2 separate regions of the Homo sapiens genome follow, and region 2 is linked to region 1. A link is an interaction called in ENCODE POLR2A ChIA-PET data of the cell type or tissue named here. Cell type or tissue: PC-3. All regions are shown on one strand.

What was found. Peaks named below come from ENCODE experiments on the same cell type or tissue, not always from the same donor. Only the 100,000 strongest peaks of a DNase experiment are listed, where the experiment ranks them.
Region 2: POLR2A ChIA-PET joins it to region 1 with 11 read pairs; 3 of 35 experiments call an interaction of 5 or more read pairs at or near these places.

What each region holds. Positions count from the first base shown.
Region 1 is chr17:82,421,977-82,424,476 of GRCh38, reverse strand. HEXD (hexosaminidase D) reads right to left here. Exons shown (of 13, transcript NM_001330542.2): 3 at 1-83. Among named protein-coding and RNA genes, the nearest start is that of HEXD-IT1, 2.1 kb to the left of the region's middle. RefSeq lists an enhancer at 1-494. In PC-3, no CTCF peak of the experiment used is centred here; no DNase peak of the experiment used is centred here.
Region 2 is chr17:82,621,914-82,624,413 of GRCh38, reverse strand. All of the region lies in intron 5 of WDR45B (WD repeat domain 45B), which reads left to right. Among named protein-coding and RNA genes, the nearest start is that of WDR45B, 25 kb to the left of the region's middle. In PC-3, no CTCF peak of the experiment used is centred here; no DNase peak of the experiment used is centred here.

The DNA.
Region 1 (2,500 bases):
CTCAGAGGGCCCTCGTAGGGAAACATGTCTTCATACTCAATGAGGAGGCCGTTTGCACCTAGCGCACGGAACAGAGGAAAAATCTGGGGGGTAAACAGGGAGGGGTTAGGAAGAAGTGGCTGCTGGAGCACGATGTGGCAAGTCCACAGCAGGGAGACGCCTTCCCTTTCAGCCTGTGGAGACTGTGGGAGTTGCTACTTCTATTTCTCCTGGGAACCTTAAATCCGGAATGTGTACTTTACGTTATGCCAAATGAAACTCCCCGTTCCAGTGACTATTTTGCACAGAAGGGGAGATATGCTATGAAACAGGGCTGCTACTCAACGCGCTGGTGGCTCAGCTTGGGAGGGACGGGTCCGGCCAGCAGGGAGCCACCAAGAAGCAGCTCTTCATGCACGGCGGCCCAGCAAGGCAGCCAGGCTGAGGGGCACCAGCAAGGCATGGGGGACAGGGCAGCCAGGCTGAAGGAGAATGGCAAGGCATGGGGGACGGGGCAGGAGGAGCCGGGGCAGGGGGAGCAGGGCTCTGAAGGGTTGGGGTCAGCACCTGGGGGAGGTGAGAGAGGGGTGCAGAACTCATTCGTTCCTGGTCTGTACTCATGGGGTCCCTTCCCCCTTATTCTCCTCCCCACTTCCTTGTCTTTCTCTCTTTTTTTTTTTTTTTTGAGATGGAGTCTCGCTCTCTCGCCCAGGCTGGAGTGGAGTGGCGTGATCTTGGCTCGTTGCAACCTCTGCCTCCCGGGTTCAAGCGATTCTCCTGCCCCAGCCTCCCGAGTAGCTGGGATTACAGGCGCCCGCCCCGATGCCCAGCTAATTTTTGTATTTTTAGTAGAGACGGGGTTTCACCATGTTGGCCAGGCTGGTCTCGAACTCCTGACCTCAGGTAATCTGCCCCTCGGCCTTCCAAAATGCTGGGATTACAGGTGTGAGCCACTGTGCCCGGCCTCTCTCTTTTTTTTAACAGATGGGGTCTCACTCTGTTGCCCAGGCTGGAGCGTGCTGGCATGATCATGGCTCGCTGCAGCACCCAACTCCTGGGCTCAAGTGATCCTCCAGCCTCAGCCTTCCAAGGAGCTGGGACTACAGGCACATGCTAGGCCTCCTGGATGACACACATGCAGGAGAACTAAGGAGCCCCAGCTGACAGTTGGGATGAACTGCCGGACATGGAAGGCCACGCGGACCATCAGAGGTTTCTAGATGTTACGGGGCTGTGACCACCTGAGGGCACCTCGGTCAGAAAAGCAGAATCACGCAGCCAACCCACAGAAACACAAGGGGTGATGAATGGGGACCTCAAGTTTGGGGAGATCTGTCACGCAGCAACAGATGATGGAAACAGGGACTCCAGCTGTGTGTAAGTTGGATCTTCTTTGCCTATATTCAATTGTCAGAACGCCTTTCCTTTCTTTTTTTTTTTGAGATGGAGTTTTGCTCTTGTCCCCCAGGATGGAGTGCAGTGGCACGATCTCAGCTCACCACAACCTCCGCCTCCCGGGTTCAAGCAATTCTCCTGCCTCAGTCTCCCGAGTAGCTGAGATTACAGGCACCTGACACCACGCCTGGCTAATTTTTGTATTTTTAATAGAGACAGGGTTTCACCATGTTGGTCAGGCTGGTCTCGAACTCCTGACCTCAGGTGATCCACCCTCCTCAGCCTCCCAAAGTGCTGGGATTATAGGCATGAGCCACCGCGCCTGGCCCAAGTCAAAATGCCTCTTCATCAGCTGTATGTAAGTTCAGTCTTCTTTGCCATATTCAATTTGTCAGAACGCCTTTTCATCTCTGTTTGCTTTTTTCTTTTCTGTCATCTGTTTCCAAATACTGCACTTTCCATGGTGTCTACTCACTTGTACACTTCTTATAGTTTAGTCTTCATTAAAAACATTGTTTTTTCCTTATAATTCATTTCTGAGCTCCACAGGCAATTTTTTACAACCTCCTTTTGTCTGATTACCACATTTCTGGGCTTTTTTTTTTTTAGACTGAGTCTTGCTCTATCGCCCAGGCTGGAGTGCAGTGGCACGATCTTGGCTCACTGCAACCTCCACCACCCAGGTTCAGGTGATTCTCATGCCTCAGCCTCCCAAGTAGGTGGGATTACAGTTGTGAGCCGCTGAGCCTGGCCTGGGCTTTTCTATTTCTGATTTATGCTGTTCTTTCACAGCTTCCGTCATCTTCTGAGTATCTTTTATCTTGTTATGAAATATTATGGAACAGTGTTTCCTGCTGGGTGGGCCTGTGTGTCTGGAGCACCTTCACTGCTGCAATGCTATTCAGATCATCTTCTTTTTTCTTTTTTTTTTTTTTTGAGACAGAGTCTCACTCTTGTCACCCAGGCTGGAGCGCAGTGGCACAATCTCGGCTTACTGCAACCTCCACCTCCCAGGTTCAAGTGATTCTCCTGCCTCAGCCTCTCGAGTAGCAGGATTACAGGCGCCGCCACCACACGGGGCTAATTTTTGGTATTTTTAGTAGAGACACTGTGTTGGCCAGGATGG
Region 2 (2,500 bases), 200 kb before region 1:
GGCGGGTGCCCATAGTCCCAGCTACTTGGGAGGCTGAGGCAGGAGAATTGCTTGAACCCGGGAGGCGGAGCTTGCGGTGAGCCGAGATTGTGCCACTGCACTCCCGCCTGGGCGACAGAGTGAGACTAAAGAAAAAAAGAACAGTCTCTTCTCCTGGAAAACTTTCTTGGGACAGTCCCCTCCCCACTCAACCCTCAGGTTTTGTTTTTTTACATGTATTTGTCCTCTGTGTGTGTGTATGTGTGTTACTTTGTTGGTCCCTTCGGCCGTGTTTTGGCTATTAGGAAGGAGGAGTGTCGTGCATGTTCCCATAGCAGCCTTTGTGTGGGTAGTTTCATGTCTCTTGGGTCGATCCTGAGGGTTCGACTGCCCGGTCACAACCATGTTGTGGTTGTGTCTGACTATAAAATGCGGCCGTTTATTTTCCAGAGTGGCTGTGTCCCCTTGCGTCTCATCCATGATTTATGAGTGTTCCAGCATTGTCGGTCTTTCTAGCTGTAGCCGTTCCGTGCGTGTGTGATGATATCTCACTGGTAACGGCATCTCCTTGTGGTTTTGGTTTGCATTTCTCTGAGGACTGGCGGTGGCGACATCTTTCCCTGTGGTTCTTCCCTTTCGAGATCTTTTGGGAAGTGCCCCAGATGTTTTGCCCATTTTTTAGCCGGTTGTTTATCTTATAATGAGATGTAAGAATTTTTTTTTTTTTTTTTTAATATGAGATGGGGTCTTCCTCTGTTGCCCAAGCTGGAGTGCAGTGGCATGATCTCGGCTCACTGCAGCCTCTGCCTCCCAGGTTCAAGCAGTTCTCCCACCTCAGCCTCCTGAGTAGCTGGGACTACAGGCACACCACCATGCCTGGCTAATTTTTGTATTTTTAGTAGAGACGGGGTTTTACCATGTTGGCCAGGCTGGTCTTGATCTCCTGACCTCGTGATCCACCTGCCTCGGCCTCCCAAAGTGCTGGGATTACAGGCGTGAGCCACCGCGCCCAGCCCCATTTTTTTTGTTTGTTTTTTTTTTTTTTTTGGAGATAGAGTCTCGCTCTGTTGCCCAGGCTGGAGTGCAGTGGTGCGATCTCAGCTTACTGCAACCTCCGCCTCCTGGGTTCAAGCGATTCTCCTGCCTCAGTCCCCCAAGTAGCTGGGATTACAGGCACCCGCCACCACGCCTGGATAATTTCTGTATTTTTAGTAGAGACGGGGTTTCATTATGTTGGCTGGTCTCAAACTCCTGACCTCAGGTGATCCGCCTTCCTTGGCCTCCCAAAGTGCTGGGATTACAGGCGTGAGCCACTGTGCCCGGCCGTAAGAATTCTTTATATGTTGTAGATTTAGCCTTTTCCCTGGCACACTTTTGCAAGTATTGCTAAAAGATTTCTTTTATGTTTTCTTCTACACATTTGGTAGCTTTTCATCTAAAGTTAAATCTTCGATCCATTTCAAGTACATTTTGTATTCAGAGTGAGGCACACGCCTGGGTTCCTTTCTGTTCTATGTGGATATCTAAGCTTGGTACCTTTGTTTTGATTAAATAAATACAAGGTTTTTTTTCTGGACTTTTTGTTCTCTTCCATTGATCTGTGTTTCTGTCTTTATCCCAGTACCATCCTGCCTTGATAAGAGGTTTAAAGTAAATCTGAAATTAGGTAATATAAGTCTTGCAATCTTCTTACTTTACAAAAAAAAAAAAAATTTTTGGTCATGCCTGTAATCGCAGCACTGTGGGAGGCCAAGGCAGGTGGATCACAAGGTCAGGAGATTGAGACCATCCTGGCTAATATGGTGAAATCCCATCTCTACTAAAAATACAAAAAATTAGCTGGACATGGTGGCAGGTGGCTGTAGTCCCAGCTACTCGGGAGGCTGAGGCAGGAGAACGGCGTGAACCTGGGAGGCGGAGCTTGCAGTGAGCCGAGATCACGCCACTGTACACTCCAGCCTGGGTGACAGGGCCAGGCTCCGTCTCAAAAAAATAAAAAATTTGGGCTGTTCCAGTGCCTTTATTTTTCCTTATAATTCTTAGTATCAGCTTGTCTTTCTTCAAGAACCCTTTCTGAGAGGTTAGCTGTGATCACACTGACTGTAGATGAGTTAGATAGTAATAGCCAATCTTCCAGCCCACGATCACAAGACCAGCTCTCTCTCAGATCTTCTGTGGTCTTCCTTTGCAAGATGTTACAGTCCATGGATAGGTCTTGTACATCTGTTAACTTATTCCTCCGTTTTTTAATATTTTTACGCTGTTGCTGATGGAGCAGCTTTTAAATTTTATAATTTTGCATTGCATTTTCGGTGGCGTGTACCCTGACGGACGGACAGTTGGTAAAGTCGTTAATTTTGCATTGCATTTTCGGTAGCGCGTACCATGATGGATGGACAGTTGGTAAAGTTGTTCAGCAGATGTCTTGATTATGAGGAGGTCTCATGCGAGGTAGCTTTGCTTAGCCCTCTCATACTCTTTATTTACAATGAAAAATCTTTAAATTGAATTTGTGGTTCTG